Regions from separate parts of the Mus musculus genome. Here all the other regions are linked to region 1. Evidence: chromatin loops called from intact Hi-C (ENCODE). Cell type or tissue: left cerebral cortex. All regions are shown on one strand. Each heading gives the region's core, and the rest is flanking DNA. Links, peaks and the distances in the headings are about the cores only. Region 1 overlaps Dlc1 (deleted in liver cancer 1). Region 2 holds the start of Lonrf1 (LON peptidase N-terminal domain and ring finger 1). Region 3 overlaps Dlc1 (deleted in liver cancer 1). Region 4 has its middle 38 kb from the start of G630064G18Rik. Region 5 overlaps Dlc1 (deleted in liver cancer 1). Region 6 has its middle 75 kb from the start of Trmt9b.

Region 1 (4,841 bases), core at 449-4,448:
TATCTTTGGACTATGTAATAAGGCAGGCTGAGCAAGCCATGGGCAAGCAAGGACACACCATTCGTCCATGGCCTCCACTTTAGTTCCTGCTTCTGTGTTCCTGCCTGTATTTCCTTTCTTGATGGACTGTAAGCTGCAAGGTGAAATAACACTTTCTTCCCCTTAGTTGGTTTTGTGTTTCTATCACAGCAACAGCGATACAAACCGAGACACCAGGCAGGCCTGATGACTTGAATTTGATCCTTCAAATTCATGTAAAAGTGGAGAGAATAAACATAAAATTGGCCTCAGACCTCCACACACACCGTAGCATGTGTGTGTGTCTGTATGCACATCACACACAACAACAACAATAACAATAATAGCAGCAGTAGTAATAGTAATAATAATAATTTTTAAATTGAAAGTAGGTGCTGGGGATAGGGGTGTAGCTCAGTGGAAGGGCATATGACTAGCTCTATCCTAAATTCTATGCCTAATCATGCAAAGAGAAAGTATTAGGAGGAAAAATAAATGTGTCTATACTGAACATAGACAAATCTACATAGTGCTTACAATGTATTTCATACTCTAAGAGTTATCAATACGATAATAATTATTTAAAAAGTATCTGGGAGAGTGTGCATAAGCTATATGCAAATTATATGCGACTTAGAATGAGGCCCTAGTGCATTCAGAGATGTGAGTACCAGGTGGGGATGCTAATTGTGGATGAGTCCACAGTTCCTCCAGCATCCACACTTCAGGCGGCAACTTCATCTTCTTGGGCTATCAAGGTCTTCACTTCCTGGGCCCTCAACAGTCCCTCATTTCCATTCACCCCCTTGCTTCCCAGTCTGTAGTCTCCTGGCAGGCAGGGGCCACATGCACCCTGCACTGCCTTTGGGTCTCCAGCATTTGCCTGCAGGTAAATACCCTGGCAACACCGATCTGCCTCAATGAGGCTGAATGTACCCTCCAAACTAAGGAATTCCAGTGTGGTAAGTTGGGGTACCATTGTTGTAAGAGGGGAGAGGCTTGTCTGTAAGCTAGCACATGACTATGAAATCAATCCATTTTCAAATCTAAGGGAATCTACTTTTCTATTTGTGTTTAGCCTGACGTAAGAATAAACTCAGCCCCAATTCTCCTGTTGCCTGTTGTAGTCTCTCAACAGACTACATGTTTTCCACCTATTTCTTTTGCTTATTGCAAAAGCTTCCCTGGGAAGAAGCCAACTCCAGGACAGGGCTATGGGTCCCTTTTGCTGGCTGTTGTATGCTCCAGAGGAGAAACCATTTTGCCCATAGTAAACACTCTCGGTGCTGAATGAATGCGTTTCCATCAGTTAAAGTAACACACACAAAAAGCACCAACTTACTCCAAGGTAAATTTTTATGAAAATTGATGTGGACTTTTAAACACCTTCCACTGATTATATTCTGTCCCAAGTTTCAAAAATGGGGCTTCTGATGACATAAGGAGCCGGCAACTAAGCTGCCGGAGAATCATTTGAGCCTGTGGGAAAAAAAAAATGATCAGCATCTGAGATCATAAACCTGCAGGCTAGGGCCAGTTCGTGAGCAATTCTAAGAGCTGTGACCATAGTACAAATACCAGTTAGAAATATACTGGATAGAGCTGCGCACGCGGTATACTGACTCTCCCCACGTGCTGGGGAAAGCTTCCACAGCTGTGTTTAATCCTCACAAACTCTTTACTCTTGCAGGCTTTAGCAAGAAATGGGTGCCCCCAAAGTCCCGATACTTCTTTTCCCTATTTTCTGACCAAGCGATCTATCTTTAACCTCCGCACTCCGCGCAAGTTTTTTTGTGATGCCAACTGGAATGAGAGGCTGCGCGTACACAAAACCACGCAAGAAAAGGCAGAGGGGAAATTGAGCACGAGGCCCGGATCTCTGCACTCAGCTAAAGCCTCCAAGCTTTTGCCTTTACCCCAGAGGCCAGTAGTTGGCGACTTTTAGGCGCTTCCCGCCGCCGCAAAAGTGCAGACCCTGGGAAAACATTCCAGGAAAGGGGGAAGGAGGCGTGGGGCGGGACCTGGGCGAGCTTTGGGCGGGGCCTGGTGTGCGGTGGGTGGAGTCAGAGCACAGCCCGAGGCCGCAACGTGAATCCCGCCCCCGGGGGCGGGCTCAGTAGGAAGGCGCGGCCCCTAGGGCGCGCAGAGAGCAGAGCACTTCAGCGTTTGGGTGGAGGGCGGTGCGCTCCAGCCTGAGCCATGGCTGTGCGTCCTCGCTGTTGGAGCCACGGCTCCCCAGCTCCGTGCCCCGCTCCCTGAGAGCGCTCCCTTCGCGGTGGCAATCTAAAACCCACGATTTTGCCCGAGCTGGGGCGAAGCGTAAGGAAGCTGCGAACCAGGATGTGCTGACGACCGCGAGAGGCTCGCGTCCCGGCTGCCACCGTGGGTCCCGACGTGGGATCCCGATTACTTCTGGCAGCCTCGACGTTCCCAGTGCGCTCCCGCCGCCCTGCGCCGACCTTAATGTGTAGAGACGAGCCGGACACCATGATCCTAACACGTAAGATGGACTTGTGCCTTGTTGTTGGACTAGTCTGGCTGGGGTCAACTGCTGAGGGGATCCGGGTGAGGAGGACTTGTCACGCTGCCCTGCCAAGTCCGTGTTGTGATTGTGTGTTTTGACACGCTTGCAGAGGAGGAGCCCCAGGCTTTCGTTAGTAGAACGTGTGTGCTTAAGCAGCTTGGGTCAGGGTTTGTTGGAGAGTTTAACACCGGGTCATGTCCCTTGACCATGTATTGCCTGGGGACTGGGGACTGGCGTCCGGGTGACTTAGACTCATACTATTCCTTCTGGCCTCGGGCCCCGAGGGGCGAGCAACCCCTTTTGGACTTCTTTTGGAGACTGTTCCATCTCTTCTTGCCACCCTACAAGTCTCAAATCAGCTTTGTCTTCTCCCTAAGAGTGCATTATTTAAGGGGCTGTGTAGACTTTAAGCTGTACTTCGGGAAAAAATGTTTCCTTAGCACTATTTAAGAGCTCTGTTCTTTTGTTGCGTTCGCCTGTTTTTTTTTTTTTTTTTAAACGCCGGGGATCTCTGAGCCTGGGCGGGCTAAGTAGGGGTTGCTCCTTAGCTACCCACAACCCCCGTTGCACGTGGGGTTCCAGCTAGGAACCCAGCGCTTTCCCGCTGTGTGGTTGGACGCGGTTCCTGAAAAACCCCACCAGATGCCCACGCCCTTGGCGAGGGAGAAAGAGTCCGTGGGCTGGGGAAAGGAAGGAAGCAAGACTCCAGGCCTGTGGCTTTTTTTTTTTTTTTTTTTTTTTTTGAGCGGCGACGGCGTCTTGGACTAATTCCCCACCCTGCGCCCCTGTCCCCTCCTCCAACGTCAGTAGCTGAGAGCCTTTGATCCTTCTTAAGGGTTGCTTCTAGAGCAATAGCCCACCCTGTTGGTGTGGTTTTCTGTCTCTGCGAGTCATTTCAGCGCATGGCCTCTGGTGCGAGGACTGAGGTTGGGGAAATGAACTCGGGACCAGCATCCCTCTTGATGCGCGACCCTGGGGAAGTGGCACATCCTCACTGTGCTGTCCCCAACCCTGAGTAGTAACTTTTGACACAAGTGGAAGTTGTGAGCATCAAATAGGTAAAGTACCTAGCGGGTGACGGATACTGAAGTTCACTCTGTTCGCAAATTATGCCAATAACTAAAAGAGAAACCCTGCCTAAGTCATTAATCAGCGCAGTAGAGGGGGAAGAAAAATATATCTCCCCATCCGGTTTTGCTTTCAATGAGGCTTTTTACACCCAATGTGGTCACCAATGGGCTCATTCTCTAGAGGCGAGAGGTGGTTTCAAGCTGTGGCTTGGTGATTCGGAGGAATGCAGCCTAGGCACGGGCCATCCATTACCAAAAGATTCGTGGGGGTGGCATATGTGACGCATTTGAGTAGGGGAAAAAAAAATCAGGCTCTGGAGAAGGCAGAATGCCCAGTCTCAAGTTACATTTTTTTTTAACCCTGCAGAAATCTGTTTTCTGAAGGGATGAGGGGAAATAATAGCCCAGTGGACTGCAGCCCCTCAAAATGTAAACCTATCAGCGGCTCTAAGAGGTTGACTAATTCTGCTTCCATCTGGACTGCAGGCTAGTCCTCTGCGGGATAATTTGCTGACCATAAGGGTGGAATTAATGGACTACCCGGTGCCATCTTGGCAAGCAGATTGCAGCAGATGGTCAGAGGGGTGCCCTGCGAGGCAGCAGCCCCCCTAACAGAAGAGCCAAAGTCCTGAGGAAGGACTGAGTGTCAAATGGTTAGCAGATGTGCCGTCAGAAGTTATTTCAAGACATTTCCTGAGAAAATGTTGGAGATCGCCTGTGTTCACTTTTATTGAGGCGTGCCAGACTTGCAGCAAAGCCCTAGCCTGGGTGCATAATTTTTTCATTAGTACTACTGTTCAGAGAGTTTCAAGCGAAGCAAGGCAGACAGACTTTCTCTCAAGCTGGGTTTTCTTCTTTTTCCCTCAGAGTTTGCTTTTGACAAATTGCCTTTACTTTCTTCTGAGCCAAATGACACCAAAAGCCCAGGAATAAGGCGCTGACTTTTCCCCAAGTCATAGAGCCTGCAATCTAGACATGTGGTCTCCAGCTTAGGTCTTTGCCCTAGAGTGGATGAAGGCTGCTCTCAGTCACTTGTATTCTAAGTTCCCCTATTTATTTATTTATTTATTTATTTTATTTATTTATTTTTTTTTTGGTAGCTCTAATGCTCACCACTTTCCAAAGAGTGAAGAGGATGGTAAACCATTTCAGATTTCAGTATGCTGAAGCAACCCAAGGAGTTTTCTTTAATTGTGGAATACATGCAAGACAGTTTGCCCTTCGGCCTT
Region 2 (4,841 bases), core at 315-4,314, 370 kb after region 1:
AATCAAACCTATAAATATTTCCATTGAGAATATTAAACTGGATGCTGTCACATTTAAAGGAACTAGAATCCATTACATACGAGCCAAACTGTCTTCAGTCGACAAAGCTGCGGAATGCTTGCATTGTAGTGATCTGGTTTCTGCCACAGGGAAAATGTTTTTCTTCTATATTCTCATTTAAAAACCTTTAAGCAACTGTGGGTTCGTGTGTATGAAGGTTGTGGAGCCCATCTGAGGAACCTGGAGACTTTCACTCTCTAAGGTGTGCTTTGTTTATTTAATAGTTTAATGGGGGGGGTTGGTGTATTGCACTTTTTAAATTAAAATTTAAAGGTCACTCACAAAGTATCGGGCTTCTTTTGGACAGTTCATTTCTTCGTTTGAACTCTTAATAAACTTTATCACAAGTCAGCACTAACCAAAGGAAGTGGTCTCTGGACGTGGAATGTGTGTGTGTATAAAGTTGGCAGATTTCAGTTTTAAGTCTCAAAGTAATCACACCGTGCATTCACAATCCCTTTGCCTGTTCTGGCCGGCCGTAACCCAGGGCATCTAGACCCACCCAAAGTTTCCTTTCTATGGCCAGGAGGAGTCGGAGTACCTACTCAGGTGCTGCAGGTTTGGGGTCACAGCACTGCTGGTGCACATACGAACTGCACAGCGCCCAAGTTATAGGCCTGGGGATGGACCTCGGTTACAAGAGGTGTCAGCTCGAAGGCCGCCCAGGAGACTTCGGGCTTTGTTCAGTCACGAGCCAAGCCCTCCTCGTCAGAGAAGCCAATTAGATCCCCGCTGGGGATCATCTGATCTCACGTCCCTCTCCAGGAGGGGCTCAGAAAGGGCGGGACCAGCCGGCCAGCTCTGGTGAACTAGGAGGCCGGCCGCATGTCGGGAGGCCGGGCGCAGAAGCCAAGGCCCGCCCCGCTCCGCCTCGCTAAGCCTCGCCCCTCCTCTGTAGGCCCCGCCCCCAGGGGCTCCCCGGGCGCGCGCCGCCCCGCCATGTCCGCGCGCCACGCCCCCCTGCTCGCCGGCCGCGTGCGGAGCCGCGCGCCCCGGAGGTTCCCGGACCGTGGCGGCGGGCGGCGGCGGCAGAGCAGCCCTGTGCGGGCCATGTCTTCTCCGGCCGTGGCGAGGGCGTCCCCGGGCGGGAATCGGGAGGCGTCCGGCGGACCGCGGAGCCGGAACGGGCCGTGGGAAGTGGGCGGCGGCGGCGAGCGGTTGGAGCGCGCGGGCGCGGAGTCGGGGCGCTGGGAGCTTCTGCTCCGCCGCGGAGAGCTGCTGGCGCTGGGCGGCCACCTGAAGGGAGCGCTGGAGGCGTTCGCGGCTGCGCTGCGCCGCGGGGCCCCGGCCAGGCCCGAGCGCCTCGGGTCGCTAGTGGACTGCCTGGTGTTCAGCTACCGGCTCCGCCACGGGCTGCGCTGGAGCGCGGCACCCGCGGCGGGCGCGGCCGGGCTGCTCAGCTGCCTGAGCTGCCGGGGCTTCCTAAGCGAGCCGGTGACCGTGCCGTGCGGCCACAGCTACTGCCGCCGTTGCCTACGGAGGGAGCTGCGCGCCCGCTGCCGCCTGTGCCGGGACCGCCTGCCACCCGCCGCCGCCGCCTCGGAGGGGACCCCGCGGCCGCCGCCCCTGGCCGCCGCCATCGCCGACTTCCGAACCAGCGTCGTGCTCAACCACCTGGCGGAGAAGTGGTTCCCGGGCCAGCGCGAGCGCGCGCGGGCGGCCGGCCGCCTCGGGGAACTGCTGCACGAAGGGCGCTACCGGGAGGCCCTGGCCGCCGCCTGCGACGCCCTGCGAGCAGGTGATGCGGGGCTGCGGTGTGGGGCCGGGCGAGCGGGGATCACGAGTGTGGGAGGGGGCGGCGCCCCGGGGTGCTTCGGTCACGGTGGGGATCGCCTGGGAGCTGCAAGTGACGCGGCGCGGGGAGGGGCGCGGATGCGAGGTTCCCTCGTGCGCGCGCCCAGCGGGGACCTGGGGCCGCGGAGCTTGGGCGCGGGGTGGGTGGGGGCCGCAGGCTTCCCTCAGTACTCTGGCCGGGAGCCCCAGCCGGGGTGGGGGCGAGCATCCCCGGGCTTGGCGGGAGCTCGGGGGATACCGTGTCTACCTTGGTCGTGCACTAAAGTCACCGGGGCAATTAGAAGCCGCGGGAGGGCAGAATTGCATAAGCTGGGTGGGGGGGCGTTGTGTAACGGGTGACGTTCAGTGGGCGTGGCGGGAGCCCGGCGCGGGCACCGGCATCGGGAGGCCCAGCGACGGCCCAACTCCGAGTTGGTGGCCGGCTGCCCCCGAGGTGGTCACCTCTTCTTACCTGCAGGATCTCTTGCTCCTGGAACCTCCTCCACCTGCCTGTCTCATATCCTGCTTCCTCCGCCCTCTGTGCTGCTCCCTTGTACCCCTGGTGTTGGTAGAGAAGTAGCCTGTGTGAGGAGTTTGCCTTGCTCACAGTAGACCTGTGAGGGGAAGCTTTGTAGGTCTTTTGTTTATATTTTCATATCCAAGAAACAGCAGCTTGGTCCCGTCTCCTGCTTAGAGCTTAAGTTGGTTTTTAAGCTGGGGGGTAGGGGGAAGAGGGCCATGTAAACTTAGTAAACCCGAGAGTTCCTCTTTAGATCCTGGAATGTGGTTGTTCTCTACTGACTGGGGAGGGGACCTTATCTAGAAAAGCACGTAGAGACATCTTCGAATGGCCACCTCTTTTAGGAGTCCTGTCAGTACAGACATCTGGTGGCCCTTCCAAGGATGTCACTAAACATTCCTAGGCTCACAGCCGCCTATGTGAAAGACTGATCAGGCCCAAATGTCAACTTTATCATACATAGTTGGTCACCTGATGTTGGCCATGCTTTATGTCTGCTGCCTACCACGAGAAATTACTTATATGAAATCATTGACATTGGGAATTTTTAACTGATTTAAGTATTAGATAAGTTATAATCTTGTAACTGAAATTATTATCTTGACTCTTTTAGTCATCCTGAGCAAGTGACAGTAGCTTCAGGAATATCTTTCTGGCATGTTTTCATTGTCTCCCAGAAGCTTCATGAGCAAGCAGTAATAAACTAAGATGACAAACCCAGAACACTTTGGAGTCCACAGTTCTGCTGGGGGTGACTCTGGATATCTGGGTGAATAAAGTTGAGTGGGGGAGCTGGAGCCAACTGACCAGTCATCCAGTATCAGGCTGCGGTCAGACCTTAATGAGGAAGCAGAGACTGGACGGGTGACTTACCAACAGTCACTTGGGTGGTGGCTTGTCTGGACAGCTTAGACCCTCCACTTTCCAACCTTCTGTGCCCAGTATTGAGATTCTAGGGTCTACCGGGATATCATCTTGAACAGAAAAAGCTGGGAATGATGAATTCTTTTGTTTCCAAGCTTCACAGACCAAACGTGAGATTTGCTTACAAGCTGTGGAACCACCCCCTTTTCAGGACTTGGATGCAAGTCTCTTCTTGCCTTTCACTTTATTATGTTATTAGGTTTTTATTTTTCTTATTTGTAGGCTTGTCAAAAACCAGTAATTCTACACCTGATTGTGTATCTCAGCGATACTAAAGTGATAATATTTTTCCCTTGAATTCTTTGTGTGAGATAAAAGGAGAATAGTTATAGAGCCAAACATATTTGAGTTGGTAGAGGGCAATTGTATGTGGTTCATAATTTATGGGCATTAATAAGAGTAGGCGGATAGCTCCGGGGTAGCGTGCTTGCCTGGCACATGTAATGTTCTGCTCTGTATCCCTAACCTTCCGAACAAGCAACGCAGTCACTCTCAGAAATCTGTTTGTCCGCTTGTTAAGGTTAAGTTTTGTTTGTTGGTTTGGTTTGGTTTGGTTTGGTTTGGTTTTTTTTTTTTCTTTTGGAGTTGGTGAGTTATTATCTATGGAAGCATTTGAAAGGCATTTGTATCACTGCTCAACTCTAGTTATTAATGACACCGTCCTTTTTGGTAATGAAAAAAAAAAGCCCTTGCTGTATTTTTTTCATGTTTCTTAGAATGAAACAAATATTATTAGAAAAAAAAAATCTAGTCTGCAGTTGGCCCCCACACAACCAAACTTAAACTTGTCGGCAGAAAAAGAAAGCCCAGGAACCCTTGCCAACGTCAGAATTCCCATTGCGATTACATAAGGGTCTGTTGCACTGGAATATATTTAGATAACATTTAATCCATTGATCTTTTGGTATTAACTCTCAGATGTTTCATAACTTTCTTCTTAGTATTCAAGGAGCTTATGTAAAAGTCTTTTCTGCATGGAGTCTTTATACTGGAGTCTTTTGAACGGATCCCACTGTGGAGTGGATGGAGTCTTTTTATTCTGGATTTTTTACACTGACCCCTCTCTCCTGTGTTCTCCACTCTCCACATGAAGACAGAACGGTGTGGTTGACGATTTGAACTGGCTTTAAAAAAAAAAGTCAAAGTGTATGTGCGTGCGCGCTTGTGGTGTGTGTGTGTGTGTGTTTGTGTACAATTTTTTATTTAAATTGTTTAAGGAAGGTTTTTTTTTTTTAGTTTTTTATGTTTTTCATTTATTTACCGTTTTGCTCATGCATACATACATGCTGTGGTGTGCATATGGAAGTCAGAGGACACTGTGGGAATGAGAGAGAGCTTTCCATGTCAGACCTGGGAAGAATGGCTTGGCAGCAAATGCCTTTGTCCATCTCACCAGCCCAGACTTTGTCTTTTTATTATTAGGTTTGTACGTATTAATGGTTCCTACAGAGGCCCTGCAGAAGGACGTTGAGGCCTCTAAAGCCAGAGATGTTTTATAGTTCGTGACAAAGCTCTGCACACTGGAGGCAGACTACCTACCAGAGTCCCAGTAGCCGTCACCTGG
Region 3 (4,841 bases), core at 355-4,354, 220 kb before region 1:
CAAATTCTATGATTTAATCCACTCTACAATTCACTTCCATATTAAACCTTTCATCTTCAGGTTTGGACACAATTTTAATTTTACACAGATCTATCCTGAAGCGTGATATGAGCACCCGGAATGCTATCATCAATGGACACTTGGGAGGGGTATTAAAACCTCAAGGTTATGGTGCTGTCTTTTTGGCCTTCCTAAAACTGTATATAACCAGAAGTAGAAATAAATGCAGACATCCCAAAGATGTATGGTGATTTATAATTGCAGAAAAGGGAGAAAATATGAAAGAAGTTTCTTTAAAAATAGTGTCCAAACACATACTTATCAGGTGACCTGTCAAAATATTTCAACGCCGTTTGTGCAATGACTTACACATGACCCTGTTACACATACCAAATGTGGATACAATAAAACAAACGTATGACGGCTGGTTTAAAATAGATCATAGTATTGCTCCAGGAATAATAACTCCGATTGTTCATCAGTTTGCCTAGACTGACAGAAGGGCAATACTAGGGATCAAACCCAAGGCCTTACACATGCTAAGCAAGCCTTGCACCGCAGCCCAGAATGTACCCCAGGCTGGTCTTCAACTTGTAAAGTCTCCTGTTTCGCCTTCCCAAAAGCTGGCCTTGGAGGTGTGCATTAGCACACCCAGCTTGCCTGTCTGTTGTTGGGTCTGATTTCTGTCAGCTCTAAGGAGAGCTCGTGAAGTCCCTTTCATCCTGGTCAGGCGATCTCATGCACAGAGATGAGGAAGGTATCTCACGGCAGGTTCAGTTTGGGTGCAGATCTGGAAGTGGCAGGGAGCTCTCCAGATGCTAAGTATCTTACTGACTCTCTAATGGCCAAGTCAGCAGCAGGCGAGAGAATTAGGTCAGGCTGGCTCAGATGGGTAAAGATGACAGAGTCTTAGCAGCAGCAGCACTGGCAGCAGCCTCATGGATACTGTGTACGTTCAAACTCTAGAGCAAAGGACATTTCTCTAAAACTTGTTGAAATAATAGAATATTGACTATAATATTCTCTTACAGAATACTTACTAGTATTTGTCATTAAAATATTGTTTTGAGATATATTTAGCCCTATGGTGACTTGAGGTGACAGAGTAGGTGGGTTCCATTAGAGGGACCTCCCTGCTTTGCAGAGGTGAAAGGCAGGGGGGATACGAGGAGGGGCTTGTGAGGAGGGGGCTGGCAGAAGGTAATTGCTGTGATTGGGATGTAAAGTGAATGAATGAATAGACAGACAGACAGACAGACAGACAGATCATAAATGAAACAAGTATTGTCTTGAAGTCAGAAAATCTTGACTGCGTGTATTTAAAACCATGAAGCATACAACTTAAAACTATTTCAGTTTTTCATTACTGCTCCCCTCAGTGCCTGTGATTTTTTTTCATTATTTTCCTAGTTTGTTTCTGCATTTCACAGAGGAAACAAACTTACAGTGAACTATGGGTAATTCCATCCACTGTATGCTTGGAAGAAGTATTGCAAAGACTAGCCCTATCGGCTACCCCGTGCATTTTTTTACATTAAATTAAAGTTATAAAACCCAGGCACATAAAAGAGTGTTCTGTTACCCTCTCAGGATGGTGAGAGACATTCAGTATTGTTGTAAATAAAACAAATGCAAAAAATCAGATGGCTGCTCTTAGAATAGCTTTAAGAATAATACATAGCTCTTAAATGTCCCGAAACCAGGAAAATGATATTTGTAAGATGTATGTGCATCTACTTCCTACCAACGAACCTTCTTGACTTCTTGTTAAAATTGTGTTTTGTACAACTAAGCGTCTTACAGTTCACAATAATGTTGCTGCCCTTCATTCCTGTTTTTGTGGAAATTCTAATACATTTAATCCCTTCCCATGGGTTGCCTGTTTATTTTTTTTCCTTTCCAAATGCTGCCATCTTCTGGTCAAATTATATCACTTCATGCATAGCAGAAGGTCACAGTGTCAGGCAAATTTGCTTTCTCCAAACTACTAAGAATTTGTCTTTAGGAGTGACCCAGTTGAGTTTGCCACTCTGATGTGCCAAGCCTGGGCAGACTGAAGCAAGTCCTCAGAACTGTAAGACACAAACTTCACAGAGAACATTCCATGACACGTCATGACACACAGTGCGGGTTACACAAAAAATGCGAACCAAGGGACAGACAGACAAGACCTCCAGGAATATGTGATTTTTGTTTCATGGGCTTCTGATTTCATAGAAAAATATAATGAACTCATGTAATATTCGCTTGTTATTATTTTTACATACTTTGTTTTTAAAGTTGGGCCTCTCAGAAGACTCAGTGCTTCACAAAACTGCTTACCACATAAATGTCCTCCTTTCAATGAAGTGGATAGATATTTTGTGTCTGGCAAATTTCATCTGCCCATATAACTGTTCATATTATACATTTTTGGAAGACTTTTTGTAAACAGTGTACATCTTTCAGTGGCTGGATTTGCTATGTAGACTTGTGATTATTCATTGCTCCCTCCCTCATGTGTGATTCCAAGTCATTCATTTATGGGGCACAATAGACATCTTATAATGCTCCAGGTTTCTGCACAAAGGCACAAAAATATCAAATAGAAACAAAATGCTGTCCCAGACTTGAAACTGTAGGTGCAAATTAGTAGATGTTTTTGGTCAAGTCATGGAACTCTGTGATGTATCCTTCTGTCCTAACTTACCCCAGCAAAAATACTTTAGTTCAAAGACACCAAAAACTAGCAAGTCATGGTGCAGATGTGGGAAACCTCTGTGTAGCTCCTCGGCTACTTTTGCCCCCGATGGTTTCCAGTGGGTTTTTTTCTTCTTTATTCCATAACATGTATATTCTGCTAATACATACACTTCTTGCTAAGTGGCCAGTCATCAAGATTGAACAGGTGAAAAGGCTTTGCACAATGAGAGTTCCCTTCACCAGATTGATCCTTTTACTATTTTAGGATCGACTCTTGACTGGAAAGAGCCTGCTTCATCATGCATGACTTACACAGATGCAAGCAGGATGTTACTTATCCAATGCTTCGAAAGGATGCCGTGTGGCATAATCTTAAAGGAAGATCAAAAATGGAATAAATGGGTGTCCCCATCCTCACATTGATAGTTGTGAATCCATTAAACAGCTCTTGCCTAGCTCCACATATGTGTCTGCATTCTCAATTACTTACCATTGCTAACTCTGATCTCACGTGTTCTACACTAACCATTTCTTTCTCAGTATTCAAAGACTAGCTGATGAAAAGAGTCCTGGGCAGAGATTAGAGCAGTGTTTCTCAACCCATCAAAGGTTGCTGAGCCTTTCATGGGGGTCACCCAAGACCATCTGAAAACACAGATATTTACATTATAATTCATAACCGTAGCAATATTACTATTATAAAGTAGCAACAACGATGATTTTTTTTTGGTTGAGTGTCACCACAACATAAGGAACGGTATTAAAGGTCACAGCACCGGGATGGCTGAGAAGCACTGGATTCGAGGAAGGGGTGTGCCTTCACCCTGTCCCTGATTCCAGACATCAGCCCTGCTTCCACACATTGCTGAGCCAGTACTCCAGGAAGTACAGGCTTAAACAAATACAGGAAGGAAGACGCTTGTCTGTGGCAAATCCTAGGAATTTGGCCCCGTTCACCTGCAGTATCCCACTCTTTCCCTATGATTGAAGAAAACAAGTGAATGATCACCAGCGTGTTGAGGAATGTTCAGCCTAATGCAAAATGGTCTGTAATGCACAGTAAAAGGCAGAGCTCACTCTTTTTCCGTTGGAAGATGACAAGACTGTAGACAAGCCTCCGTCTTTAAGTGCTTTGTCTTGGGGCAGGAATAAAAGCAGTAGTTTAAACGTTTTTCAGACACTGACAAGCAGAATATCATTATTCCCTCCAAGATACTTTGCTGCTGATGTCCGCTAAGTTTTCCTCCTGTTTTCCTCCCTTTGTTATCCAATCCTCTGATGAATTATTTACTCCATAAAATGCTGCAGGCACTTTGCTTTCTTTGAGTTGGACGAGGGGACCCGGCACAGAGTGCATAAATGACTATTTAATGCTCATCGTGTGTGACGATGATTGGGGTGGTGAGGAGGAGAGCACTTCCAGTTTTGATAGAAGATTTGAGAAATTTCGAATGGACTCACTCAGCCTGACCTTTGCCAAGCTCTGTCAGAAGGTTGAGTCCTCTACTCTGATACAAAGCCCACAAAAAGCTACAAAACCACCGACCGTGCATTTCCAGAGTCAAATTGCACAGGGCTAACTTCAACATAAAAACATACAGCTCTCAGGTTTCTATATATACCTGCTCATGCAGAAAGTGACACTTTATATGTCCACATACTTTGTCTTTTCTTCACACTTTCTCTATTTAATTCTATTTTATTATAGTGCTGCACTTAGATTAACTTTTGAAAAATAACAGAAATCTAGAATGCATGCCGCTTTCATAAAACAAAGCACCATGAATTTATAAATCATTCCTAGCATTTTCTAAAAATAGGTATGTTTTATTTACGACTGCAGTGTATAAGGCTATGTGTTCTCTCACTTAGGATTTAACTAAGTCAGTTTTAAAGGTTTTTTGTTGTTGTTGTTGTTGTTGTTGTTGTTAACCTTTTTAAAGAGATTTACAAATGTCTGGTGAGTTTGTGGAAGTAACTCTCCGAACAAGATATAGTGAGCTTTCTAGGATAATAAGACATTTTTCTGCCTCAATCTACATAGTCAATGTGTTCCTTGAGAGTAAGACATGAAAATCCTTCTGGTGAATTGACTGCTTTACATAATATTTGTGTGCGTTGCCTAAATCCTGCAACAGCTTTTTCTTTAGGCTGATTCA
Region 4 (4,841 bases), core at 383-4,382, 450 kb before region 1:
CCCTCCTCCCCTCCCCCTCTCTCCTCCCCCTCTCCCTCCTCCTCCCCCTCTCTCCATCCCCCTCTCTCTCTCTCCCTCTCTCCCCCTCCCCACCCATCTTCTGCTCATGCAGTGAGACATGAAAGACACAAAATAATCCCCTGGTCTCTACATAGCAAACCAGAATATTTTTCAGAGGAGCTTGAAATCAAGACTAATGATTAAATAACTACAAATTATCCATAAGAAGAGAAAAGACACTCTGGGTAACTGCCAGTGTGTATTTCTGTCAGAGCCTGGGAACCACTCGTCACTAACTCCTTGAATTGGAACAACTCTAAGCTACTTTAATAAACGGGGAAAATCACCTTGTCATTGGGGTCTCAGTTCCATTCCATATGAAGAGCATGTCGCATTCTCTGCTCAGTTCCTTCTGTCTCAATTGACATTCTCTTTCTCACTCAACCCCTTCGCCAGCAACACAACTTGGAATCCAACATTTTCAGAGCAACATCAACCTAAACGTGAGCTGGTTCAACACCCCTCTACCCTGCTAGACATTTAATAATACTGATACACAATAGTAGAATTCCCGTGATCAGGGGGTCCTTACAACCCAGCTCGTGGCTGTCTATTTATTTAGCACTATGTTACTGTGTTTTATATGTCTACAATTTTCAAAATTTTGCAAGGGTTAAAGGCATTTCGATTATGACCAGCTAGTATAAAGTTGACCACGAGATGGCGCTGTTTCATAGGCCAAGCCGCTGAGAAGGCTCTAGTATCTTCTGAAGTGTGTTAGACAAGCTGGCTACTGAAATCTTAATTCATGTCAGTAACAACTGCACTAGTCAGTGCAGTGATAGGATACTTGTTCATGTTCACATAAATTTTAATGGAGTCCTCGTGGAGACATTTCTCGTGTCTAGAGTCTTTTCTAAGATCCTCACGGTATATGAAGCTGCACTCCACTTAAGGGGGCATCTAAGTTGGAATGGCGTCTGATGTCACATGTGAGTATCCAAGTTCTTTAAATTTACTGCCAAAGTGAAGTGAAATTAAATAACTGTCTAGAAAAAGATCATTGGACATGCTGCATGGAGTTGCTGTGATTATGAAATCGTGTAACAAATGTAAACACTGACCCCAAAACACTTTAAAAAATAAATACATAAATACACACTCTCATAAATACACATTCTTACATGCTAATGCGTTGGAAATACATCTCAATTTCACGCTGACTTGTATTTATTCTGTTAAAATATGTTTGCATAACCATTTATGTAAAGCATTTTAAACAAAAATCATTTCTTCAGATCATCATATTAAGAGAATTTTATATCATATTTAGGGTATTACCAAGAATTAGTATTACATTTAGTTAAGTACCTGCCATATTCGAAGTGCTTAAGAAATGACAGTGAACAGAATAGAGGGCAATGTCTAACCTGAGGAAAATCAGACAATGTCCATCTCTTTTAATACACACAGAGAGAGAGAGAGAAAGAGAGAGAGAGAGAGAGAGAGAGAGAGAGAGAGAGAGAGAGAGAGAGAGAGAGAGAGAGAGAGAGAGAGAGAGAGAATGAAGGCTGCTTGCACTGGGGATGTGATGTGGGGGTTGAGTACTCATCTAAAATGTCTGAATCTCCGGGTCTATCTCTAGTATCCCCCAAAAGTAAACAAACAAAAAGGGCTTCTTACCAAAGAAAGACAGCCTTGCTCTAATCAAAGAAAATAACTTGTACAAGGACAAAACAAACCAAGGTCTTCACTGTGTGACTATGTAATGCTGGGAAAACGGAGGGAGGAAAGGTGGAAATGGGCAAAAGCAGAACCATGTAGGGCATTATGACTCTCCGTTAAAGCAGCTCGGTTTTAAGCTGAAGCATGACGTCATTGTATTATTCCGTGTTTGTTTCACACACATAAACATGATGTAAACAATAAGTGATGGGCTGAGTTGCTCAGTTATGTTGCTTAATAATTTCCAAACTAGAGCATGTTTATAAACCATGGCCCTTATACTATCTGAAGGCTTAAGAATAAACATTCAAAATCCTGTGGTTTCAAAAAATTTCAAAGAGTTGCTTATAAGGGAATAATCTTCAGACCACACTGAAAACACTGAAATTACTTCCCAATGGCATTGAGATCCCTGTCAGGGTGCACATTTTCTTCAGTCTCAAATGGAGGAACTGTTCTCTAAGTGTGTGCATTTCCGTCCAGAAGGTGGCGCTGTTGCTCTGAGGCTTTGGTTCAACCATCCTGAAGGAGGATGGAGTCATGTGCCCATCACTAATGGTGTGCAGGAGGTATGTCTTTTTCTTCTGAGTCCTGAGAAAGCTGGAAAGGTTGCTTCTCTTCCTCCCTTTCTTTCACTGAAAATCATGTGCGATGTGACAGGTTCCTCTTCCTAAACTACCAGGTAAAAGAAAATGCCCTCCCACCTAAGACATTCCTGAGAGCTGTTCCCTCACGTTCCTGCCCCTGCACACTGCTCTCTCCACTCCCAGCTGGGTGCTAGGCACGCTCACTGAGGCATTGCTTCGGGCCTTCCCAGCTGCGTTCTGAATTCATCCCACAGAGCCCCTCTGTATCCAGTCCTACTTTTCAGGTGAAGGATGAAGGTTAGAGATGAAAGAGAACTTCTATTTTACTGACAATTTTCCCTGTAGGTGTAGAAAGATTTCCCTACTCCGTATTCATTCACCTTAAAAGGCTTTCATGCAGATTAGAGACCAAAGGTCCTTTGTCCCAATGGCCTTCTTCCTTGGCACAGAGCAAGTGGTAAATCTTGACTAGTGAACAACTAGGGGGGGTGTGGACTTGAGGGTAGAAGTCTGGCTTATGTCCCCCAAACTTGCCAAGGTCCTCAAACAGTAGGAAGTAGGAAGTGTAGAGTTGTTGATAACTGAGATGGGCATTCTCTTACTGGTCAAAAAAACGGTTCTGATCAAGCAAACCAGGCCATGATCAATATTTGTAAGAGCGTGGGAAAGGCTGCTGAAATGTGAAGTTCTGAAGATCCCAGGCATTTGACAGCACCCCGGGTTGCTTCAGAGAATTTGTCTGAATGCTTACAGTGGGGATTTAGACCAGCAGTGCCGTTTACCTTTAAAAGTCGTGTTAGTTTCCCTCCTATCTGTGGAAAGATGCCCTTCCTGATTTCAAGAAGACCTGTCCTACTTAACAAAGTAGCACTTCCCAATGCTGACCCACTATGTGCAAAGAAGAGATTAACTGGAGAGAAAACAGTCAAGGACAACAGGAGAGAATCATTAAGATGGGAAAATATAAAGCTCGTATTAGTAACGAGATAGTAAGAGCGTTGAGAAGGCTCTGCTGTTAGAATCTCCATCAATACTACATGGAATATGTCCGGTACAACATAGGAGCTGAAGAGATGAATATCCTATTGATGAATGGGTTGATGGAAGGCCTTTATAGAGTAAACTACTAAGTCCAAGTTAAATCTCTGTTTCTGAACTTGGCAGGGAGATGGAGATAAAGTATTCCAATTCATCTGATGACCTTTGTGCAAAGACTTGGACAAGCACAGATTTTCTTCCAGTATCCTATTCTTTTTAACAATGGGTCTTAAAGAATATCTTTGCTATGATGGGGAAATAAGAGCCGAGTATTGAGAACTTAAGGAAGAAAGCAGATGGAGCAAGTAGGCTACTGGGAACCAGAGTCCTGAGAACCAAGCCAGAAAATGAGGGAAGAAATCTAAATTATCCTAAAGAATCCTCAAAGCTAAGTTATCCTCAAAATGATGGGGAGGGAGGAAGAAGTTTTGAAGACAATAGAAAAGAAACGTTAGATGCTGTGTTACTTTGCTTTCTATTACAGTTAATAAAACCCTGACCAAAACCAACTTTGGGAGAAAATGTTTTATTTCCACTTACAACTCTCAGATTCCCCCCCCCCATCACAGAAGGAAGCTATAGGAAGAATTCATAACTAGAACCTGAAAGCAGGAGACCATGAAGGAATGCTGCTTTCTGGCTTGATTCCCAGGATCTCATTCAGCTAGCTACCCCTCTTATACCTCTAGGAACACTTGCCCAGGGATGGTGCTGTCCACAGTGGGCTGAGTCTTCCCACACTAATCATTAATCAAGAAAATGCCTTGTAGTCTACCCTACATCACAACTTGATGAGGTCAGCTTCTCAATCAAGGGTCCAGCTGCTCAAATGACTCTAGTTTGAGTTGACTTTAAATAAAAAATGAAATAACCAGCACAATCGGACATTAGATGAACATCTCAATGCCTGTCCTGCACTCACCTTCTCGAAGCTAGCTTGTGTGTGTTATCATCTATGCACACATCCTGTCTTCCTCACCTCTCCTTGGTACAGCTACACAATGGCATGGTAAACAAATTCCCCAGGATAGCTACAGGATATTTTGATGAAGAGCATCTTTCAGAAGAAAGACATGCCTTTACAACTACTTAAAATCACATTGGAGTAGACAAAAACCACTATCATTGAATAATTAGAAAACAGACAATAGTCTTGGCTTTCAAAACTCTAAACTGGTTAGTTTCACTGTGTGGTGTTATCAGTCTCAATGAATTTTAAAAAGAAAGACAGCTTGCAAATGTAGTGTGTATGTGGCAGAATAGGTTAGAGATATTTTGATCTTGTGGCTAATAGTGAACTTGCGGAGTTATTGGCAAAACTGACAGGCCATTTTGGATGTATATCAAAGTCAATAGTGTTGTTATGGTGTATTTATTTAATGTACTTTTTATCTAACTTGAGTTGGATTTTCTATGAATTCAGATGTTGGTACTGCCACTATTAGATCCACTCAGCAAATACTATAGCTGAAGATATCTTCAATTTATATT
Region 5 (4,841 bases), core at 514-4,513, 120 kb before region 1:
TTCTCTGGCCCATGTATAACTGGCGAAGGCTTTCTCATCCTGTAAGCTGCTTGCTGCTTTGCTCGGATGATGGTGTCCTTTGCTGTACAGAAACTCTAGCTGCATGCGGTCCCATTTGTTGGTCTTAATGCCTGCATGATCAGGGTCCTATTCAGAAAGTCCTTTCTTGTGCCAATAAAGTCAAGCCTATACCTTACTTCCTCTTCCATCAGAGTCAGGGTCCCTGATCTTATGTTGAGAAGGTTCTTGATCCATTTGAATTTGAGTTCTGTAGAGGGTGATAGATATGGATCTATTTTCATTCCTCTAACTGAAGCAATCCAGTTTGACCAGCACTATTTATTGAAGATGTTGCTTTCTATTTTCTCCAATGTGTGTATTTTTTCCTTCTTTTCCTAAAATCAGGTGCATGTAAGTACTTAGGGCTATGTATAGGTCTTCAATTCTCTTCCATTGATCAATGTGCCTGCTTTTGTGCCAATAGCATGTTGGTTCTACTACTACAGCTCTGTAAGTACATCTCGAAGTCCAGGATGGTGATAGCTCCAGGAGTAAAGTGACTTGTTTTAAAACAGAACCAGCTAGTAAGGAGGTGGACACTTTCTATGGGTTTGGGGGGAGGGTTCTTTGCTTGTTTTGGTTCTCTTCTTTGCAGTGCTGGCAACTAAGCCCAAGGACTCACACTCACTGAGCACAGAGATCTGTTATTTAGCAGATAGTATCCTCTCAACTGTATCAGTGCCCACTAACTCATGCCTAGTTCAGTGAAAAGCTACAGGACCAGGAATGGAGAAGAAAACACTTCGCATGTAAGAAGCTGCGGTTGAGAAATCATTTGAAGTTGCCCCCCCCCAAGGATGAATACATGTTGGGGGCTTAAGCCCCAGTTAAGTGGGAGGATGCAGAAGAGCTTGGGTCTAGTGGGCAGTCTGAGGTCTCTGAGGGGCTGATCTTGGATTGAATTAGCTCACAGGGGATCCAAAATGAGTCCTGTCAAGAGTGAATTGTTCTAAGAGTGAACTTGACCCTGAATCACGCTCTCCCTTCCTGTTTGGCACAAAGTTCTTTTCCTTCTCCACCCCCACCCACCCCCATTCACATTTTACTGCAATGATGGCCCCTCCCATTAGACCCTCAAGAGAGGCTGAGCTAATAGGGCCACTTGCAAATGTCCTTCAAAATCATAAGCTAAATAAACTTCTGTGTAACTATGCAGCCTCAAGTATTTTGTTATAGCACTCGAAAGAGTCCAATGTAGGAGCCTTGCGAACATTGACAAGTTGGGAAGAGTAAATCTCGGGACATATGGGTTATTTAAAAGCTGTAGTTACGACTGTTCATTGCGACTTCTGAGCAGTCTCACTGTTTGCATAGTCTCTTCGATGATTACGTTGTCAAAGATATATGGAAAGCCAGATCTGTACTTCAGAAACATAGAGCTGCAGGAGGTCAGCATGGGTTGCAAATTGCCTTCTTGACTTCAAACAATCACGGTAACAATTAGCATTTTGCTCGCTGCTTTTGCGGCATCATCTCTTCCACGCAAAGGTTGTGAACTGGCTGGCCCCTCCGATACTGTCTCATGCCAGTACTAGGCTTCCCTCCAACCCTTGAAAGTTATGATGTGGAATCTCAGGGACAGTGAGAAAGGAGATATTAGAAGTCAGAAAACCTGCCAAATCCGTGGGCATAGATGTGGATGTTGGGCGTTTTAGAAACACAACAACATGTCTTGTAAAAGAAGCAATTGGCTCACATTTCATTCCCAAAAGTGTACAGGAACTGCCTGGTACTTTTTTAAAAAATCTTTTGAGGTGAGTGTTTGGGATATAACAAATAATCAGCTTGCTTACTCGGAAGATAGACTCGCAAACCTGGGCATTTGGGAATCTAATTTCGAGGTGAAGCCTGGGTTTATCAGAATAAACCACTGACTGTAAAGGAGCTGCATAGAGAGGAAATAGTGGGAGCTGGTAACTATTTTATTTTAAAAACTCAAGCTCCCGTTTAAAAAACAGAGCAGCCATGAGCGTTGGTCTCTTGATCTGGGGTCAAGAAGATCAAATGCTGAGCAGATGGAAAGAAACCTGGGGACAGCGCTACCTGCTCAGCTCTCTGCTCCATCTCCGGGAAGGAGTAGCTGGGCTCGCATCTTCGCGCGGCGCCGCGTAGCAAGTGAGGTGATTGGGTTACACCGGGCGCATCCCGATAGCGGGCGCGGGAGCCACTGGCCCTAAGCCTTTCCAGATGTGGCCGCGGCGCGCGCTGGGCTACGGGCCAAGAGGCCGCCTGCAGCCGCGTCCCGAGGCCGCAGCGCCAGCCGCAATGCCTGCGTCCTGAGCGCCCGGGAAGAACGAGGGTCCTGGGGATCCGCCCGAAGTCGCTCGAGGGTGGATGGGGGACCCCGAGGGCCACGTGATGGCTCGGCCCCTGAGAGGCCCGCTGCGGAGGTCCTTCAGCGACCACATCAGAGACTCCACCGCCAGGGCGCTGGATGCTATCTGGAAAAACACCAGAGAGAGACGGCTAGCAGGTGAGGGGCATGGGAGACAGCCAGAAATTAACCAGAAAGCCAGCTGTTAAACGCGCAGATTGTCATTAACTCTCGAAATTAACAGGCTCATCAGCTGGAATATAGCAATCTCTGATCCTCAATGTTTGGGGGTTGGGGATCCTTTTTATTTTATTTCCTCTTATTATTGTTATTAGTTTGATTATTTCCAATTAGGGTTTTTTTCGGGTTTTGGTTTGTTTTGTTTTTTTTTTTTTACTTTTGTTTTGTTTTCTTTAACCTTGAGAAAAAAAGCAAGGTCCTTTGGGGTGTCAGCGGTGGAGATGACGAACTGCAGGCAGGAGCCTGCAGCATAGTCTATCTAGGGTCATCTTCTGAGCAGATCTGGCCTGAGGTGGCCTGACCTGACTGGTGCAGGCCAGGGCCTGGCAGGGTGTGTGGGTCAGTGGGAATCCGGCCCAACGTCAGTCAGCTGGTGTTTCCTCCAGCGGAAGCTCAGAGTTCCAAGAAGGTACCAGGTGTGCCTGAAGCAGCTGTTGGAACTGCACTAAAACCTCCGTACCTCGGTGCAATTCAGCTGTTCTAGGGCTCCCGTGACAGGCACCCAATGGCAGCGCTCTGGTGGAAGGACTCCAGCAAAAAAAAAGGAGTTCTCTGCCTGATTCTGGAGAGGAGGAATATTCAGAAACTGACAGCAGATAGCATCTAACTGGGATGGGGAGTGACCGGGACGAGAGAGGTATTGCAATTAGCCTTCTCTCCTTCTTTGTACCCTTAGTGGGCTTTACTATGCCATCCACGTGGATGGGCCAAAGAGTATGTTTTTCTTGACATCGCTGTTGTTGTTGTTGTTGTTGTTGTTGTTGTTGTTGTTGTTATATTTGTTATCTGTCTTAGACATGCCTCCAAAGGTTGATCCAGGTTTCTGGGCGACGTTCCTGACAAAAGATCACTTGAGACCAAATAATTGTCTCAAGAACTTGAAGAATGGGAATTTAAGGTGTGTGAATGTGATAAGGCAGATTGTGAAGATAAACACGAAAGTTCCCTACCTTGGTAGGCTGTGTTGGAATGAATGTGATTCGTATATTATCTTTGAGGCAAGGTCTCACAGTATATCCCAGACCTGGCTCCCCCTCAGCTCCCTAATGCTGAGGTTAGAAGTGGGAGTAGTCATATCCTAAATCAATGGTTTTTTTTTCTCTGTTAATCTAAGTAAAATTGCCCATGACAAGGAGAAGTTGAACAATATTAAATTGTTAATTAATATAACGATACTTAATTAATAACACAGGGTACAGAAAACGAGTTACTTTTAAATTTTTACAGTGTTATTACTGCTTGAAAACAAAGTGCAATGCCTTAAGTAAAGCAGCCAAACTTTATAAATTATCCAATCAGAGGTTCCAGTTGACGAAAGGAGGCCAACGATATAAGATATACAAGTATAAGATGCCCAGCTAGAACTGACTGACTTAATAAAAGAAAGAAAAAAAACCATTCCTTCATGATCATAACATTTTTTATTATTAATACAACAACATTTGGACTACGTATTGGTGTTTTAGCTTGAATGAGAGGTTACTTGAAACATTACCATTTTCCAGGATTTCCTCTTTGATTTTCACGAAATGTTGAGTTTGACAGCTAGGGGGACAAATGAATATGAGAATATTATGGCTTGAAAGTTCTGTTTCCTTCACATTTCTTTCTTTTTCTTTTTCTTTTTCTTTTCCTTTTTTCTTTTTCTTTTTCTTTTTCTTTTTCTTTTCTTTTCTTTTTTTTTTTTTTTGTTATGTATTAACAGTCTTATTTGTAGAGTCCAAATGCAGGAGCCAATATAAAGTCAGTAACGCAAACCACCTGGAAAACAATCATTACTTTTGATGTGTGATGAAAAAAACAAAAAACAACAACAACAACAAAAAAAAACCAAAACCAAAAAACTAAGCATTCTGTCATCTCTGGTAGCAAATAGGATTTTGCTACTCCAGTCGCTCTGAAGGAATTCTTCACGTTACTTGGCTCCGAGAGAAGTGTAGGCATGCTGGGTTGTTTATATAGTGGAGAATGTGGGCAAAGAAAATGAACCTGCGCTTCAACTGACGCTGATGACTAGGGACCTGGACACTGTGTGTCCTCCCTGGTCGTTGGCTCATGGCTGACACTGTCAGTATTTGTAAACTAGAGACGGGTCTGTTGCACATCCAAACCTCAAGCGTGCTCACTGCCACTCATCCCTTCCAGCAACTCTCCACTTAACCCTCCCACTGACCAAAACACTAAAGCCCAGCTGTTTGGAGTTCACGGAGAGTCATTTTCTGAACAG
Region 6 (4,841 bases), core at 379-4,378, 81 kb after region 1:
CAATACTTTATTATGAATACAATACTTTGGTAGGTTTTTTTTTTCTCTCTCTCTCTGATACATCTGAAATAAGAAACTCACTTTTAGCCTTTAATTTCAGTTCAAAAGTGTATGCTTAGGAAAAACAAAAGGGTCGGGCTGTGGTGGCGCACACCTTTATCCATCCCAGTACTCCAAAGGCCGGCAGATCTCTGAGTTCAAAGCCAGTCTGGTCTATAGAGTAAGTTTCAGATAGCCAGGTTAAACAAATTCTGTTTTGCAAAACTAAAATAAATAAACAAATAAATAAAAATTTAAAAATGCACAAAATTGTATTATCTGAAGTTTTTTTTTTTTTTTTGGTTTTTCGAGACAGGGTTTCTCTGTATAGCCCTGGCTGTCCTGGACCTCACTTTGTAGACCAGGCTGGCCTCGAACTCAGAAATCCGCCTGCCTCTGCCTCCCGAGTGCTGGGATTAAAGGCGCGCGCCACCACGCCCGGCCTTATCTGAAGTTTTAAGCACTCTTTAGGGTCTTGGAATGGAATGTATCTTTCCCCATAAAAGGCAATGGACTGCTTTATTAATAATCTACCTTAGAAATGTCTGTGAAATGTCTAGATATTTTTGTTGTCTTTGTTTAAAGAAACAAGGTCTCAAGTGACCTAGCTGACTTTGAACTTTCCACGTAGCAGAAGACAACTTGAACTCTCGAGCCTCCTGTCTCGTCCCCTCAAGGGCTGGCTGGGTCTCTAGGCCTGGTTTGTAATTTTCACCTTTTAAGAATACAGTGGGTTCTGAGATGGTAATGTATGTGTGTCTCAAAAGACCTGAATGCAAATGAGGCACCAGGTTCTTTTTTTCTTCTTCTCTTGAGACCAAGCCCCTGCCATTGAGACAAAGTGAACATTAAATGGGGGATAGGGGAGTGGGGGTGGGGGGATTGGGGTGGGAATAGCTTAAGGCTTACTTACAGAAATGATCCTTTGCTTTCCTAATGCTGTGACCCTTTTAATACAGTCCCTCATGTTGTGGTGACCCCAACCTTAAAATTATTTTTATTGCTACTCCATAACCATAATTTTGCTATTGCTATGAATGTTAATATAGATATCTGATATACAGGATATATAATATGTGACCCACAGGCTGAGAACAGCTAGTTTATGGGTCCCCTATGCCATAAACCACAGACTCTTAATTTCCTCACTGAAAAGGAGATATTCTGTGAGGCAATAGCTAACCCACTCCATTTTCATGTAAGAAACTCAAAACAGGCCACACCACCTTGTCCTATCCCAAGGCTTATTATGTAGGGGTAGCTACTAGGAGAGGTCCCTTCAAAATGTATTAGATGATAATTCAAAATATTAAGAGCAGTCGATATTGAATGGGGCTCTGAGCGGAGTTAATTCAAACGACTGCCATAAAAGGCTGTTTCCCTGGGCTGGCTAAGACAGTGATGTCACAGTTACCAAATTTCCTGCACGGTCAACAGGCCTCCCTTTAAACTTCTTGGATTCGGTCCTCTTCCTTAGGAAAAGATCACTGGTTAGCCTTTTTACTCCTTTGTGGTTGTATCCTGGCATTCTTTGTGAATATGGGGCAGATGTGTTAAATAGGGGCCAACAGCTGGAGTCAGGCTTCCTCTGTGAAGGCCCGCGGCAGGGCTCGGTTCCAGGCTGCCCTTTGATATGTTATCTGGGGCAGCAGTGACCAGGCACCGCCGAGGTTTCCAACGGCTTCCTTCAATTTCCTGTATTGTTATGATGGTGGATGTGTGTGCACACGGACACGTGTGTGCAGAGGAGAGAGGAGGCAAGGGGCGGCTTCTGCATGCATTTCATGAGTCTCTGCGAAAGGTTTTCAGCTAGACACGCGCGCCTAATGGAAAAAAAAAAAAAAAAGACACCAGTTAGCCGCAGCGAGGGTTCCTCACGTGGCTGCCACTAATTACCCGAGTGGATTTGGGCAAGGTAGTTCATCTTCAGGCTCAGGTCTGTTTCTGTCTGAGTCTCCTCCCGGCTCAGATTCTCTGGCTTCTGCTCAAAGGTTCACTTTCTGCTCCCCTGGGTTTGCTGTTCTGAAATCCTCGGTTCCCTCCCGTATGATCTGACACCGTGCGAGTCCATGTGTTCTTAGCCTTTGTATTCCCTTTAGTTAATTCTCTATTATCCTCTTGCATTTCCGTGCTTGGAGACCGTCTCCTCCGCGAGCCTTTATTACCCAGGCCCCATTGTCGCTACACAAATATTACAAATGTCAGGGCTTTATCTGCCAAGAAAGGCCACAATGTGTTTGCTTCCTGTTTTGTCCCTGGAGCTTCTAGAGTTTGGAGATTGGGTTTCGTCCTGACAAAGGTTGACCAGAGTCGCTGGGCTGCCTGTCACTTATCCAGCTCTGTTCTGTTCTTATTACATTCAATTAGGTTTAAGTGTGCACCCGTGGCATTTTTAATTCATCTGTGTCTTTATCCGAGTAGGAACATTTAAAATAGAACCAAATAGGAAACTTGTTTGACAGCCTTTGATTGTCCCACCCTGACGGCTTCCTGGGGGTTCTCCGCAAGCGGGTTTAGCGCCATCTAGCGACTCAATGGAAAGCTAAAGCTTTCCTGATTAACAGGTATTTGAAATTTTGCTGGCTGAAACAGGCCAACATCTGGGGAAGCCTTGAACTTAGCTCTCCTAATCTCTAGGAGTGTCGAGATTTATTTATTTATTACAAACCCCAACGATGTTTTGTGACCTACAGAATCTCCGGATTCTCCACGAAAAGCAAAGATTTCTCAGTGTTGTGTTTTAGATCAGAGTCATATTTGGATTCTAATTTTTCTTTCTTTCTTTCTTTTTCTTCATGTTTTTTAAAATTTACTTTTTACTTAGTCACTTTACATCCCGCTCACTGCCCTCCTCTTGGTCACACCCCCTCCCAACCCTCCGCCCCCCACCCCCCAATCTTCTCTGAGCTGGTGGGGGCCTGCCTAGATATTCCCCTACTCTGGCACTTCAAGTCTCTTCGAGACTAGGCGCTTCACTTCCACTGGGGCCAGACAAGGCAGTCTGGCTAGGAGAACGTATCCCAGGTACTTGCAACAGCTTTGGGATAGTCCCCACTCCAGTTGTTCGGGACCCACATAAAGACCCACAGCTGTACATCTGCTATATATGTGCAGGGAGGCCTAGGTCCAGCCCGTGTATGTCCTTTGGTTGGTAGTTCAGTCTCTGAGAGGCCTAAGGGTCCAGGTTAGTTGACTCTGTTGGTCTTCCTGTGAAGTTTCCATCCCCTTAGGGGCTTGCAATCCTTCTTCCTATTCTTCCATGAGAGTCCCCAAGTTCCATCCATTGCTGGTGTCTGCATCTGCGTGAGTCAGTTGGTGGGTGGAGCCTCTCAGAGGACACTTATATTAGAATCCTGTCTACAAGCATAACAGAGTATCATTAATAGTGTCAGGGATTGGTGCTTATCTTAGTACACTGGAGCTGACACTCCAGAAGAGGGCATCAGATCTCATTACAGATGGTTGTGAGCCATCATGTGGTTGCTGGGATTTGAACCTAGAACCTTTGGAAGAGCAGTAGTCAGTGTGTTCTTAACCGCTGAGCCATTTCTCTAGCTCGGATTGGTGCTTATCTATGGGGTGGGTCTCAAGCTGGGCTGGTTGTCGGTTGGCCATTCCCTCAGCCTCTGCTCCATCCCCAGCCCCTGCATTTCTTGTAGACAGGACTTATCCTTGGGTCAAAAGCTTTGTGGGTAGATTGCTGTTCCTGTCGCTCCACCGGGGTTCTGTTCTGTTTCTAATTTTTCAGGGTGATTTTTGTGTTCTTAGTATAGGATGCTGTTGGTAATTACGCTCCTGTGTAAGAACATGGTGGTTGTTTACTTTCTGATCAGCCTCAATTTTTCTGTTTGCTTTTTCTGTTTCTTAGGTGTAAATATTTCCAAGAAACCTTCTCAATCTTTATAAAACCTTCTGCCAGCCCCAGTATGATTTATGATACCAACAGTACACTTTTCAGCTATGTGTGACTTTCCGTTTTCCAAGAGGTCACTGTGTCCTGGTGTAAACACACAGGGTTGTTGTCGCTTACTGGGCATTGGGATGTTTTTGATAGGGCTTTATAATTTGGCCATATTTAACTTTTTTTTTTTTTTGGTTTTTTCGAGACAGGGTTTCTCTGTGTAGCCCTGGCTGTCCTGGCACTCACTTTGTAGACCAGGCTGGCCTCGAACTCAGAAATCCACCTGCCTCTGCCTCCAGAGTGCTGGGATTAAAGGCGTGCGCCACCACGCCCGGCTCATATTTAACTTTTTATTTAATATTTTAAAACCTTTAGGCTCATAAAACTCCATGAGATGAATACTATGATAATTTACTCTCCCCTTCGTGTTTACAATTTGGAAAAGAAGATAACAGAAAACAAAGTTGGCATAGGCTAATGGTGTTGGATTAATCAGAACACCATGTACAGTGTAGGGGGCCTTTGTAGTTGATCACATTTTACAAACCAAAGTGGAAGGGATTCAAGCTGCAGGAGGGGGCATATCTGTCTGTCTGTCTGTCTGTCTGTCTGTCTGTCTGTCATGTGCTCAGAAAGCTGCTGGAAAGTATTAGGAAAGTTGTTGTTATTTATTATTATTATTATTATTATTATTATTATTATTATTTCTATTGCTACTACTACAACTACATTTTTGGTCTGGACTGATAGCTTTATCAATAAATCGCCTACCACACAAAGATAAAGACCTGAGTTCAATTCTCCAGAGGCCACATTAAAAGCCGTGTGTGGTGGTGCATGCATTAAAAGCCATATGTGGTAGCCTAGGCATTAAAAGCCATGTGTGATGGCCAGTGCATTA

What was found. Peaks named below come from ENCODE experiments on the same cell type or tissue, not always from the same donor. Only the 100,000 strongest peaks of a DNase experiment are listed, where the experiment ranks them.
Region 2: it touches region 1 in a loop (7-fold over the local background); 2 of 42 quality-filtered maps call a loop at or near these places.
Region 3: a loop joins it to region 1, with 2.3 times the contacts of the local background. A loop is called at or near these places in 10 of 42 quality-filtered maps.
Region 4: a loop joins it to region 1, with 4 times the contacts of the local background. A loop is called at or near these places in 10 of 42 quality-filtered maps.
Region 5: it touches region 1 in a loop (4-fold over the local background); 6 of 42 quality-filtered maps call a loop at or near these places.
Region 6: a loop joins it to region 1, with 4 times the contacts of the local background. A loop is called at or near these places in 15 of 42 quality-filtered maps.

What each region holds. Positions count from the first base shown.
Region 1 is chr8:36,611,236-36,616,076 of GRCm38, reverse strand. All of the region lies in intron 5 of Dlc1 (deleted in liver cancer 1), which reads left to right. Among named protein-coding and RNA genes, the nearest start is that of Trmt9b, 160 kb to the right of the region's middle. In left cerebral cortex, for the core only: CTCF peaks have their summits at 1,924 and 2,123; DNase peaks (open chromatin) are centred at 2,702, 3,167, 3,502, 3,896 and 1 more place; H3K4me3 peaks cover 2,881 bases; H3K27ac peaks cover 2,816 bases.
Region 2 is chr8:36,245,524-36,250,364 of GRCm38, reverse strand. Lonrf1 (LON peptidase N-terminal domain and ring finger 1) reads left to right here and starts at 1,006. Exons shown (of 12, transcript NM_001081150.2): 1 at 1,006-1,798. The coding sequence starts at 1,111. It overlaps Gm35712 (a long non-coding RNA gene), which reads right to left and starts at 2,459. Exons shown (of 4, transcript XR_870368.3): 1 at 2,306-2,459. In left cerebral cortex, for the core only: a CTCF peak has its summit at 2,387; DNase peaks (open chromatin) are centred at 2,163, 2,607, 3,190, 4,118 and 2 more places; H3K4me3 peaks cover 3,865 bases; H3K27ac peaks cover 3,548 bases.
Region 3 is chr8:36,829,149-36,833,989 of GRCm38, reverse strand. All of the region lies in intron 4 of Dlc1 (deleted in liver cancer 1), which reads left to right. Among named protein-coding and RNA genes, the nearest start is that of Dlc1, 120 kb to the left of the region's middle. In left cerebral cortex, for the core only: a CTCF peak has its summit at 1,932 (motif pointing left); DNase peaks (open chromatin) are centred at 768 and 1,907.
Region 4 is chr8:37,059,875-37,064,715 of GRCm38, reverse strand. No RefSeq gene overlaps it. Among named protein-coding and RNA genes, the nearest start is that of G630064G18Rik, 38 kb to the right of the region's middle. In left cerebral cortex, for the core only: CTCF peaks have their summits at 723 (motif pointing right) and 2,195 (motif pointing right); DNase peaks (open chromatin) are centred at 723 and 2,219.
Region 5 is chr8:36,730,280-36,735,120 of GRCm38, reverse strand. All of the region lies in intron 5 of Dlc1 (deleted in liver cancer 1), which reads left to right. Among named protein-coding and RNA genes, the nearest start is that of Dlc1, 220 kb to the left of the region's middle. In left cerebral cortex, for the core only: CTCF peaks have their summits at 2,507 and 4,143; DNase peaks (open chromatin) are centred at 2,318 and 3,077; H3K4me3 peaks cover 1,468 bases; H3K27ac peaks cover 1,173 bases.
Region 6 is chr8:36,530,423-36,535,263 of GRCm38, reverse strand. No RefSeq gene overlaps it. Among named protein-coding and RNA genes, the nearest start is that of Trmt9b, 75 kb to the right of the region's middle. In left cerebral cortex, for the core only: a CTCF peak has its summit at 2,557 (motif pointing left); a DNase peak (open chromatin) is centred at 2,515; H3K4me3 peaks cover 843 bases.